Regions from separate parts of the Homo sapiens genome. Here regions 1 and 3 are each linked to region 2. The links are chromatin contacts, found by Hi-C or POLR2A ChIA-PET in ENCODE. All regions are on one chromosome and are shown on one strand. The core of a region is the stretch at or near the end of the contact, and the rest is flanking DNA. Distances in the headings are between cores, read along the strand shown.

Region 1 (3,932 bases), core at 359-2,858, 1.1 Mb after region 2:
GAAATCCATCCAGGCAGTGGGAAGGGCAAAAGGCCTAAAAGCAATGAAAGAGAAAGTAAAGGCAGATCTGGAAGAGCATAATAAAAAAGGGGAATGACTCAAGAAGGTCTTGTCATATCAGACAGAAAGAATATTGGATTCGATTCCAAGCTCAATGGTAAACCACTGAAGGGCTTTAAACTAGGGAATGACATAATTCAAGACACCCATTCTGGGCTGGGCGCAGCAGCTCACGCCTGTAATCCCAGCACTTTGGGAGGGCGAGGTGGGCAGATCACTGGAGGTCTGGGGTTCGAGACCAGCCTGGCCAACATGGCAAAACCAAGTCTCTACTAAAAATACAAAAATTAGTTGGGCGTGGTGACGGGCGCTTGTATCCCAGCTACTCAGGAGGCTGAGGCAAGAGAATCACTTAAACCCAGGAGGCGGAGGCTGCAGTGAGCTGAGATCTCGCCACTGCACTCCAACCTGAACAACAGAAGGTGACTCCATCTCAAAAAAAAAAAAAGATATTCACTCTGATATGAAATGGCAACTAAGGAAGGCTGTCCGACTGATTTCAGGTGTGCTCTATTCCAGCCCACTCTGGCCAACTCTAAGGCCAGAGCTCAGATGTAGCAGGTGCTTGCTTTTCTAGATGCAAGGAGACTGGGGGTAGCCTGCAGGGTCCCCCTCTGGGGGTCAAGGTCTGGCTGGTTCTGCCAGATTTAACCTCTCTGGGCCTCAGATTCTTCAGGCAGAGGACTGACAATACTTCAAAGGGTCAAGGAAACGGGCGAATGCACGGAAGAGTTGAGGCACAGAAAAGTCTTCAAGCTTATAAGGAGCCTGTTGGGGGTCAGCTAGATCTCTCTAGTCCGCAGAGGGGACCGTCCCTCTGCCCGAGGCGGCGGAGCTTCCCCTGCCGGGTCCAGATACCCCAAGGCAGTTTCCAATCGCCCCCGTCCCCAGGAAGGTCGGTGATGGGGAGTGAAGAAGTAAGCGGCTTCTCAAATAATAGCAGTTGCCAAACGCTTACCGGGAAAATCTTTTAATCCCGACTACAATCCTAAGAGGTGAAAGTCTTGGTCCCCACTTTAGAGGCTACGAAAGCGGAAGGCCACCTGAGTTTTCCACAGCACCAGCGGGTCGGAGTGCGAGCTCGGACTCGGGTCCTTCGGCTTCGAGGCCGCATTAGGCCACTCGCGACCCCCCACGCCGGCAGCTCGAGGCTCGGACTCTAGGCCCAGGCCGGCACTGAGCCCAGCTCCGCCCGGGACGCGGTGGTCACAGCGGCGCTGCGAACGACGCCCGCTTCCCGGCTCACCAGACCAACCTAGGCCGCGAAGGGGGCGGCGTCGCCGGGGGCTGCCAAGGCGCCGGTTCCCTGAGGAGAAAGCGCGGCCTCCTCCAGGTGCCTGAGATGCCGCCGCGCGGGCATCCTCTCCTCACAGCCGCGACCCCGGGCCCAGAGACCCCTCGCCCACACACCCCTCCCTTGGGATGCTGGACCCTTCCTAAACTGGAGGCCACAGGGGATCTCCAGCCGCGTGCCGCCGCTACACCTCACCAGGGACGAGAGGAGAAACGCTGAGTTGACACACTAGCTGCAGACACGGAGCCTCCTCTGTCAGACCCCGCACTGAACAACGGCCCTCAGAGCTGCCTCACCACTTCCGCCCATCGCGGAGGAGCGCGCCCATTGGCCAGGGGCGGCTCCAGCTGTCGGCCCATTGGATAACACCGTTGTCGCTCCCAGGGCCCCGCCTTCTGCGCGTCGATTGGCTCCCTGGAGGCCCACGGGGGCGTGTCCCTGGAAGCCCTGGCCCCTGCACATCTGGAACCAGAGGCACGAAGCTGAGCTGTGAGCCTGTTGCTGAGTTTAGCAACTGTCCCCGACACAGGCTAATAATATTTGCATGAATAATTCTGTACAAACATTACTAATATGCTTAATATATTGAGATAATTAATGGTATTTGTTCTTTTCTCATGGGCCGTTAATACTTATTAGTCATTCTTATTGCTATGATAATGCCCTTGTGCAAGACTTCTGCAGATCTGTGACCATATTTTTTGAGCACTTTGCTTTTTTGCAGTGGAAGAATGAGAGCCTGAGATGCAGGTTTGAGAGCTAGTTTCTCCACTTGCTGCCTGAATGGATTCCCTGAGCTTCTCTTACCTCATGTATAATAAAGGAGAGAATAATTATATAAGTATAACCAAGCACATATTACAAACCAACTTATAATTATATAAGTATAACCAAGCACATATTACAAACAATACAGCAATTTAAAATTATGATTCCATTGCAGATTATAATTGCAAAATATGGAGGCCAAGGCGGGTGGATCTCTTGAGCTCAGGAATTAGAGACCAGCCTGGGCAATATAATGAAACCATATCTCTACAAAAAAAATACAAAAATTAGCCAGGCGTGGTGGCACGCACCTGTAGTTCCACCTCCTTGGGAGGCTGAGGTGGAAGGATCCCTCGAGCCCAGGAGGCAGGGCTGGAGTGAGCCCTGATCATGCTACCGCACTCCAGCCTGGGGGACAGAGAAAGACCCCGTCTCAAAAATAATATAATATAATATAATATAATATAATATAATATAATATAATATAATTGCAAAATGTTAATGAGATAGTACTAAGCAAGAAAAGCATCTAACAGGCTGGGCGCGGTGGCTCACGCCTGTAATGCCAACACTTTGGGAGGCAGAGGCTGGTGGATCACCTGAGGTCAGGAGTTCAAGACCAGCCTGGCCAACATGGTGAAACACCGTTTCTACTAAAAATACAAAAATTAGCTGGCCGTGGTGGCAGGCGCCTATGATCCCAGCTACTTGGGAGGCTGAGACAGGAGAATCGCTTGAACCCAGGAGGTGAAGGTTGCAGTGAGCCGAGATTGAGCCACTGCACTCCAGCCTGGGCAACAAAATCAAAACTCCGTCTCAAAGCAATATTTATAACAAGATAAAATATTTAGCTTAAATATGCAATATAACTTGTGTGATTCCAAACATATAAAGTTTAAAACCAGGGAAAATTAACCTAAAGTGAGAGAAGTAAGTAACTGGTTCCATTCAGAGGGTATATAGCCTGTAAGGAGATATGAGAAAGATTTTCTAGAAATGTTTATATCTTGATCAGCAAAGTGATTAACACAGATGGATTAATTAGTAAATAGTTATTAAGCTACACACCTATATCTTAAGCACTTTACATTGTATGTTACATTTTAATAACAAAACTTACTGGAGTTCAAAAGAAAGCACAATCATTAACAGTTAAAAAGCAATCAGAAAAAATGTGTATTAATATGAATTAAGTATATTAATGTATTAAGTATATATAAAGAAAAAAGATAACCATATAGTGTGTTCTTTTATGAATAAGGTGTTTTAACTCAGCATAATGTTTTTGAGGTTTATCCATGCTGTTGATAATATCAAGTCTATTCCTTTTCAGTGCCAAGTAGCATAGCACATGGATATGCCACAATTTATACTGACAAACATTAGAGCTGGTTCTAGTTTTTGGCCAGGCATGGTGGCTCACGCCCACAATCCCAGCACTTCGGCAGGTCAAGGTGGGTGGATCGCCTGAGCTCAGGAGTTCCAGACCAGCCTGGGCAACATAACAAAACCCTGTCTCTACAAAAAATACAAAAATGTAGCCAGGCGTGGTGGCTCATGCGTGTAGTCCCAGCTACTTGGGAGGCTAAGGTGAGAAGATTGCTTGAGCCTGGGAGGCAGAGGTTTCAGCGAGCTGATATGGCACCACTGCACTCCAGCCTGGGTGACAGAGCAAGACTCCATCTCAAAAAAAAAAATTGATTCTAGTTTAAGCAGTAGTAACCATTCTTGTGCAAGTCTTTGGGGATATATGTTTTTATTTCTCTCAGATAAACACTTGGAAGTGGGATTGCTGGATCATACGGTAAGT
Region 2 (4,240 bases), core at 950-3,449:
CTGAAGCAGGAGAATCACTTGAACCCAGGAGGCAGAGGTTGCAGTGAACTGAGATCACGCCACTACACTCCAGCCTGGGCGACAGAGCGAGACTCCATCTCAAAAAATAAATAAACTAAAAATTTAAAAATAACTAAATAAGTAAAACACTCCGAGCTAGCCTGTTACAGCTCCTATTTATGCACATTCCCGTTTCCGCTGAGAAGAACCAAAAAAAAAAAAAAAAAGACTCAGCAGATCTGACTGCAGACCTTTGAACTTGCAAACAGCAGCAGGTTCCTTCCTCAAGCTGTGGGCTCTGGGCTCAACCCACTTTGCCTCCCAACTGACCTAGTCAATGGCAGCTGAGCAACTGACTTCTTCCTCGAATCATTGGAACAACTCCAAGCAAATCCTTGTGCATCCACAGGGAACAGTACAACGTTTTGAAACAAGGCAGCGAAAGTAAACATCATTCTACTTGCTGCTAAGCCCGTAGCTCTCTGCCCAGCACACTTCCTGTGAGTTTTTTTTTCTTAAGTTTCCTCCAGATCTGGGGATTTATTTTGCTTTTAAATCTCAGCAGTGGAAAGGCAGAAGAGGAAATCCCAGATGAGACACTACTATTTGGCAGTCTTAAGAATTATGGTTGTATTGTCGTTTTGGTTTAACTTTTTACCACAGATATTTTCAAACATTCTCAAAAGTGCAGAGAATATATACGTGAACTTCCTTGTATCCATTACTCAGCTTTGACAATTATCTCCCATGTTTACTTTGAAGGCAGGAGAATTTATTAACTCACAGAGAAGAGGTTTCTTAATGTTACCATTATCATAATGGCTAGTGGTTTCTATGTTTTAACTCACGGCTGTCCAACCTTTTGGCTTCCCTGGGCCACGCTGGAAGAACTATCTTGGGCCACACATAAAATACACTACCATTAATGATGAGCTAAAAAAAAAGAGGCAGGGGGGTTGTTCATGCATAATTTTCATGATATCTGCCACCATAGATTAAAGTCCTCGCATTCAAATGCTTCAACACGGTTGTTTAACTGTTTAATATATGACTGCTTGCCTGCCTGTACTGCCTTTGCCCACTGGCTTTCAACTGGGGTGATTTTTGCCCCCATGGGGACATCGGCAATGTCTGGAGACATCTTGACTGTCACAACTTGGGAGTGGGGGGATTGCTGGTGGGTGGAGTCCAGGTATGCCACTGAACTTGCTTCAATGCACAGGTGAGACCTCCCGAAACAGAATTATGTGGCTCAAAATGTCAACTGAGCTGCTGTTGAAAAATCCTATCTTAGCTAATATCCCCACTTTAGGAATGAGGAAATTGAAGCTTGGAGTGGTTAACTTGCCTTTTATAAGTTTCAACCCAGGCAGTCTGAATCAGGGACCCTGCCTGCTTAACCATTACCCTATATACACCTACGACTAGAACCAGTCCCCTGATTTGAATTCAAACACGTCATTTTTCCAGACAGACAAAAATGAGGCCCAGAGAGGGGAAGAGACTTGCCCAAGGTCACACAGTGGAGGAGTAGGGCTAGAACCCGGGACTCCTGCGTCCTGGTCCAGTGTTCCCTCCGCGGGCTTTGCTTCTGCCTCTACAGAGGACCCAACTGGCCAGCGCTGGGGAAAGGGCCTAGGGGAAGAGGTTCAGCTACCATCCCGCTGTCCGCTGGGGCAGCCTGACCCAGGCACAAGACTCCTGTGGGGTCACCTAAGGGCGCCAGGGAGAAGAGCGAGGGAGGGAGGAAGAAGGAGGCAGGACAGCTGGCTCCAGCTCCACGTGCTCCCAGCCCCTGGCTGGGAGCCCACGTGAGGGTCGCCCTAAGAAGTCGGGGGCGAGGAGAGAGGGTGCAAAGCCCCGGCCCGGGCTGGACGGAGAGAAGCGCGGTGGAGACTTCCCTGCGCCCCCTCTGGGCCCGTACGGCCCACCTCCCACACCAGAGTGCTGCGCCGCAACCCCTTACTCCGCGTCCTCTGACCCCTGATCCCTGCCCTCTCCCTCGGGCCAAGCCGTCGCATCCCTCGGATTCTTACACGCGCCGCCCCAGCAACCCGGACCGCGCGCCGGGGTCCGCACCGCGCAGCCTAGCCCGCCGGCGCCGCCGCCAAAACCCCGAGCCCGAAGCTGTTGCAGCCGCCGCAGCCGCCGAAGCCGCCGCCACTTCAGCCACTGCCACCAGGGCAGCTGCGCCAGCTCTCCTATCCACCGCCTACCGTCCTCTCAACCCCGCTGGCCCCGCCCCATTTCCCCTTCACAGCGTCCTACTGGCTAACTGGGCTACCGTGATGAACTCTGATTGGCCAACTATCACGTCCTTCCGCAGGTCTCGCCCGCCGCCGATGCGGTACTCCCTGCCCGCCTCCTTAAGAAGGGGCGGGACGAAGAATCCACGCCCCTTACTCCTCCCTTGTTCCCCGCCTTACTCGTTGAGTCCAACCCAGAGGGAGTCCCAAGTCTTTCCATTGGTGAAAGGTCAAAATGGCGGTGCTTCTGATTGGTCAGACTTCAGGAGGTGGGGACAACTGAGCGGAACAATAAATTGAATGGTGAAAAGAAAGGTCAGTCAGACACCGAGTCTCGCCTTCTGAGATTGGCGGGTAACCTAGCAACGCAGGGACCGCGGCGGTAACTGTGGCTAGGGAAACCTGGAGCGGTCAGAGCAGGTGAGTAGCCAGTTGGGAAAGGGTCGCGGATCGGGGGAGATGTGGAATAGGGTTCAGCCCTCTGTCCTTTGGCTCCCTGAGGAATTAGAAGCCCCCGCTGCGATCTCGTCTCAGCTTCAGGACCCTGTCCCTCAGCTCCTGCCTTAGTCTGGACCTTTCGCTCCACAACCTGCAGGGAGCCGGCCTCCATTCTGCCCTTCTACCTGCCCACTTCATGGCTCCACTCCCTCATCCCTAAAACGAGGAGGACAACAGTCAAGCAGAGTCATATCGTAGTTAACTTATTTCAAGTCAAACATGGGAGCTGTGGGTGGGAGGGGAGTTTATAAGTCCCCTCCCATTTCACCCAACGGCCATACGTTCCTCGGTGAGCAGGCAATCTCACTTCAGTGTTTAAATTAGGTAGTTTTGTTTGTTTGTTTTGTTGTTGTTGTTGTTGTTTTTGCCGAGCATGGTGGCTCACGCCTGTAATCCCAGCACTTTGGGAGGCCGAGGCGGGCAGATCACTTGAGGTCAGGAGTTCTAGGCCAGCCTAGCCAGTATGGTGAAACCCCATCTCTACTGAAAATACAAAAATTAGCTGAGCATGGAGGCGCACCTGTAATCCCAACTACTCGGGAGGCTAAGGCACGAGAATCACTTGAACCCGGGAGACTTAGGTTGCAGTAAGCCAAGATAGCGCCATTGCACTCCAGCCCGGGCAACAGAGCAAGACTCTGTCTCAAATAAATAAATAAATTAGGTAATTTTTATTACACCACTTTTGCCTTTATCCTAACTTTGGAATTTAACTCCCATCTCCATCCTTAAGATGTGATCTCATTGTACCTACTGAAGACAGAGAGTTTCTTGTGATGATTAAATGAGGCTAAGGGCCGGGCGCGGTGGCTCAGCCTGTAATCCCAGCACTTTGGGAGGCCGAGGCCAGCAGATCACCTGGGCCAGCAGATCACCTGAGGCCAGGAGTTTGCGACTAGCCTGGCCAACATGGTGAAACCCTGTCTCTACTAAAAATACAAAAATTAGCCGGGCCTGGTGGCGTGTGCCTGTGATCCCAGCTACTCAGGAGGCTGAGCGGGAGAATTTCTTGAACCCGGGTGGTGGAGGTTGCAGCGAGCCGAGATCGTGCCACTGCACTCCAGTCTGGGTGATAGAGCGAGACTCCAGCTCAAAAAATAAATAAATAAATAAATAAATAAATAAGGCTGAGGTGGGAGAATTGCTTGATCGCAAGAGGCGGAGGTTGCGGTGAGCCATGATTGCACTACTGCACTCCAGCCTGGGCGACAGAGCGAAAAACCCTGTCTCAAAAAAATATATAAAAAAAAAACTTTGAGGTTCAAAAGATATTTTCATAAGAAAATGAAAAGATCAGCCACAGACACAGACATGGAGGAAATATTTGCAAATCATGTGTCATAAAAGAGTTGTATATAGAATATAAAAATAACTCTTATAACTCAATAAGAGGACAACTCAATTTTTTTAATGGGCAAAAGAGTTGAGTAGACATTTAAAAATCAAAAAGACAATACCAAGTATCATCATGTAGATAAATAAACAAACTGTAGCTT
Region 3 (4,228 bases), core at 1,027-3,526, 1.2 Mb after region 2:
GGGTGGTAATAGTAGAAAACACTGTTAGCTTTATGGCGCAAAGTTTCCCTTTGGGTCACACTTGTTCTGTGATATTATCTGATTCCCATGGAGCAGGGTGGGGTAGGGGTGTCATTTTGCCAGTAAAGGCCCCCAAAGCATAGGGTGCTGTAGGGTGTGTCTGAGCATGCCTGACAACCAATCAGCCACACCTACACCATTTTTTTTTTTTTTGAGACAGAGTTTTGCTCTTGTTGCCCAGGCTGGAGTGTCATGGCATGATGACGGCTTACTGCAACCTCCACCTCCCAGGTTCAAGCAATTCTCCTGCCTCAGCCTCCCGAGTAGCTGGGATTACAGGCACCCGCCACCACGCCCAGCTAATTTTTGTATTTTTAGTAGAGACAGGGTTTCACCATGTTGGCCAGGCTGGTCTCCAACTCCTGACCTCAGGTGATCTACCTGCCTCAGCCTCCCAAAGTGCCGGGATTACAAGCATGAGCCACCGCACCCAGCCCACACTTTTTTTTTTTTTTTTGAGACGGAGTATTTGCTCTGTCGCCCAGGCTGGAGTGCAGTGGCGTGATCTTGGCTCACCGCAACCTCCGCCTCCTGGGTTCAAGCAATTCTCCTGTCTAAGCCTCCCGAGGAGCTGGGACTACAGGTGTCCACCACCACGCCCAGCTAATTTTTGTATTTTTAGTAGGGACGGGGTTTCACCTTGTTGGTCAGGCTGGTCTCAAACTCCTGACCTCAGGTGATCTACCCGCCTCAGCCTCCCAAAGTGCTGGGATTACAGGCGTGAGCCACTAAGCCCGGCCTACACTTTTAAATTCTTGAAACTTTGCCTTGAATGAGCTGCAAGTGCCAAATCCACGACAGGGAACGCTTGAAAATAGGAGACTTCAACCACTGGAGACAACTACTTCTTGGTTTCACTTCCCCACAATGAGTACAAAACCTGAAAATGAAATGACTGGCTCTCTCGCAACACTAAGCTTGCCCATCTCCTAGAGGAAGTTAAAAGCTGCTCGTGGGTGAAGACAGGTGCAAGAGGAGGGGACTGGGACTGCGGTGTTGCATTCAGCCACCATTTCCAACCGTCCATTTACTCAGGCCAGGATCCCTAATTCTGCAAAAATGGAAGGGGGGAAAGGCGGAGGTAGTGGCAAATTCTTCCATGCCTTGACCCAATTTTACTGATTTTGTTGCCAACCCCAAGATGTTTCCTACAACAGCTATCCCCAACCTTTTTGGCACCAAGAACTGGTTTCATGGAAGACAACTTTTCCACGGGGTTGGGTGGTTTCGACATGAACCTGTTTCGCCTCAGATCATCAGGCATTAGATTCTGATAAGAAGCACACAACCTGGATCCCTCACATGCGTAGTTCACAATAAAGGTCGTGCTCCTATGAGAATGTAATGCCGCAGCTGATGTAACAGGAGGCGGAGCTCAGGCTGTAGTGCTAGCTCGCCTGCCGCTCACCTCCTGCTGTGCGGCCCGGTTTCTAACAGGCCACCGACGGGCCTGGTGGTTGGGGACCCCTGCTTTACAGGGTGGCTGAACTGAAGCTTATTCTTCACGCTTGCACTATTCAAGATGTATGATATCTGATCATTGTTTGCACACTGCAAAGCAGGCTGCAATCCAACCCTGGGAAGAGGGGCGCGGACACGCAGGCTAACGCGCCTGCATTTCCCCCCGCCAACCCCTCCCAGCTTCCACAGCCGGGAGCCCGGTGGCGTCGACCTCGCACCGCCCTCCGGTTCTCCCACTTGGGACTCGAGGGTTGGATCTCGCCAGGCACCGCCCTCTCCCCACAGGTGAAGGGAAGGGGCACCCAGTTCCCTCGGCTGCATCTTTGCAAGGGTGGATGCAAGTATAAATGCTGCAAAAGCAAGGGTGCGCCGGGGCCCTGAAGCGTGCATGCCCGGTGGTCATAACATTCTCCGCTCAGAGTCCACTAGGCCTGTAGGACGCCGGGAAGCTCTGGGACCGTTGCTACAGACCACCTCCCGTCAGCTCCCGGAATCCAGCGTCTCCCCACGGGCGCGCGCTCTTCCGGGCGCCCCGGCGGCACCTGCGCGCGACGTCCCCCGCCCCGGTTACCTTGTAGAAAGTGACCGTATCCAGGGGAAGGGCGCCCTTGGTGTGCAGGCCGCTGCCGCCATGCGGAGCGGAGAGGAGCAGGAAGCCCAGGAGAAGGGGAAGCAGCGGGGAGAGAAATGCGGCGCGGGGCACAGCGGCAGCCATATCGCCGGGTTCCTGCAGAGGGAGGTAGGTAAGCGATAGTGGAGAACGCCCCGAGTCAGCGGTCACGTGACTGGGGGGGCGGACTCACGCGCGCTCACGTGGACACCCCAGGAGGCTCCCATCTGTCTAGGGTGAGAGGGTGGGGCCACGTGAGGGGCGGGGCGAGGGAGGGGAAGCTGCTGCGCACGCGTACTCGGCGAAGCTCGCGTAGGGCCTGGGTAAAAGGGCGGGGCCACGTTGCGGGCGGGAAAATGGGCTCCTGCGCGCGCGCACTCGCCGAGTCTTCCGGCGGGTCCGCCCAGTTCCGTTCCTGCTCCGCTTGAGGAGAAGCGCCAAGTGCGCATGGGGACGCTATAGCAATTCGTTTGCTGTCCTTCCTCTCCTTCGAAGATGACAAGGCCTACCATCGTTTCTTCCTGCCTTTGGGCCGTCAGGCAGTTGGTTGGGACCCGCTCCAACCCTCGGTCAGTCTATTAGTCAAGTTCAGCCGTTATTCTCAGTCAGGCTCCGTCACCACCCTGACCCAGGCGGGCAGTGGCTCCGCGGCTTCCCTGAGCTTTTTGGCCAGGCTTGGCGGTCAGTGTGGCAAGCAGGGCCCTCTTAGGCCCGATCTGAGGTGAGCGCCTCCCCTGGGAGACGCCAGGCTCCTGGGATCCGCCCAGCCAAGGCCCACCCTCCAGGAACCCCAGACGCAATTCTAATCATTCTGTTCCGCAGGTAGTCACTCGGTCCCTGGCTTGTGCCAGACTCTGGCTTTGCCTGCGGGGCTACGGAATAAGCAGAAACAAGACCGTTGTGTGCTGAAGGCACGCACTTTGTTGGGGGAGGAGGCGGCATAGGAATAATGATCTAAACAGTGCAGTGTAATTGCTGTAAAATATTATTCCGGCTGGGCGCGTTGACTCACGTCTGTAATCCCAGCACTTTGGGAGGCCGAGGCAGGTGGATTACCTGAGGTCAGGAGTTCGAGACCAGCCTGGCCAACATGGTGAAACCCCGTTTCTACTAAAAATCAGGCGAGTGTGGTGGTGCGTGCCTGTAATCCCAGCTACTCAAGAGGCTGAGGCAGGAGAATTGCATGAACCCAGGAGGCGGAAGTTGGGGTGAGCCGAGATTTCGCCATTGCACTTCAGCCTAGGTGACAGAGCGAGACTCAGTCTCAAAAAGAAAAAAAAAGACCGTATTTTCTTATTGTAAAGAGACAGAGATTCAGCCATCCCTGCTCAGGAGCATCAGAGGAAGTTGTAGACAGGAGGTGACTTTTGAGCTGGACCTTGAAATAAGAGGGGGCGTGCATGAGGCAAAGAGAAACAGGGCATTTCTAACAATGGGAAAATTATGCACAGGCATGTTGGGGAACTGGTTGAGATGAATCTATGTAAAGGCGAACTGGCGCAACAGCTGCTGCCGCTCTTTTTTATTTTGATTGATTATTACTGAGCTTCCATGGGGCGGATTCGAAAGGGTCTCACCAAGCTAAAGGGTTTGGAGTCACCAGAAGTTTTAACTAGGAGAGTGAGGTTAGATTTGTGTGTAGAAACAGCACCCAGGTCAGCCTGGGCAACGTAATGAAACCTCGTCTCTACAATAAGTAGAAAAATTAGCCATGTGTGGTAGTGCATGCCTGTGGTCCCAGGTACTTGGGAGGCTGAGGCAGCAGGATCACTTGGACCTGAGGGGTCGAGGCTGCAGTCAGCCCTGATTGCTGCCACTGCACTCCAGTCTGGGCAACAGAGAAGACTGTCTCAAAACAAAAACAACATTACTCAGGAATGAAGGAAATGGATTGGAATTGAGAAGACGGGACTAAAGCCAATTAATGGGGTATGGCAATAGTCTAGTTGGAAGAGGTTAAGGTCATGCAGTAGGACATAATAGGGCTGAAGAAGTATGGATGGAATTGACAAACTTTTAAAGGGTAGAATTCACAAGATTTGATGAACAAATGCATGTAAGAGAACATATACAATGCATTGTAAGGGACTTACTGCT

The links. A loop is a pair of places that touch in the nucleus more often than their neighbours do. ChIA-PET counts read pairs that join two places held with the same protein, here RNA polymerase II (POLR2A). Pooled maps may share reads with other maps.
Region 1: a loop to region 2 is called in a map with no recorded cell type, with 9 times the contacts of the local background. The contact joins the promoter of TRAFD1 here to the promoter of TPCN1 in region 2. A Hi-C loop is called at or near these places in 1 of 37 single-sample maps with no recorded cell type and 7 of 50 pooled maps. POLR2A ChIA-PET finds 5 or more read pairs at or near these places in 1 of 52 experiments (GM10248).
Region 3: a map of naive thymus-derived CD4-positive, alpha-beta T cell shows a loop between it and region 2 (9-fold over the local background). The contact joins the promoter of ERP29 here to the promoter of TPCN1 in region 2. A Hi-C loop is called at or near these places in 1 of 168 maps with a recorded cell type or tissue (naive thymus-derived CD4-positive, alpha-beta T cell), 4 of 37 single-sample maps with no recorded cell type and 9 of 50 pooled maps.

The regions. Positions count from the first base shown.
Region 1 is chr12:112,123,236-112,127,167 of GRCh38, reverse strand. TRAFD1 (TRAF-type zinc finger domain containing 1) reads right to left here and starts at 1,608. Exons shown (of 12, transcript NM_006700.3): 1 at 1,550-1,608. RefSeq lists enhancers at 1,082-1,151, 1,562-1,611, 1,589-1,883.
Region 2 is chr12:113,219,423-113,223,662 of GRCh38, reverse strand. It overlaps TPCN1 (two pore segment channel 1), which reads right to left and starts at 2,199. Exons shown (of 28, transcript NM_017901.6): 1 at 2,037-2,199. It overlaps DRC10 (dynein regulatory complex subunit 10), which reads left to right and starts at 2,569. Exons shown (of 5, transcript NM_001330452.2): 1 at 2,569-2,666. RefSeq lists a silencer at 205-499 and an enhancer at 2,821-2,970.
Region 3 is chr12:112,011,474-112,015,701 of GRCh38, reverse strand. It overlaps ERP29 (endoplasmic reticulum protein 29), which reads right to left and starts at 2,276. Exons shown (of 3, transcript NM_006817.4): 1 at 2,093-2,276. The coding sequence starts at 2,236. TMEM116 (transmembrane protein 116) reads left to right here and starts at 2,537. Exons shown (of 11, transcript NM_001193531.2): 1 at 2,537-2,700. RefSeq lists enhancers at 803-942, 2,613-2,802, 2,673-3,561, 4,066-4,228 and silencers at 1,943-2,032, 2,373-2,452.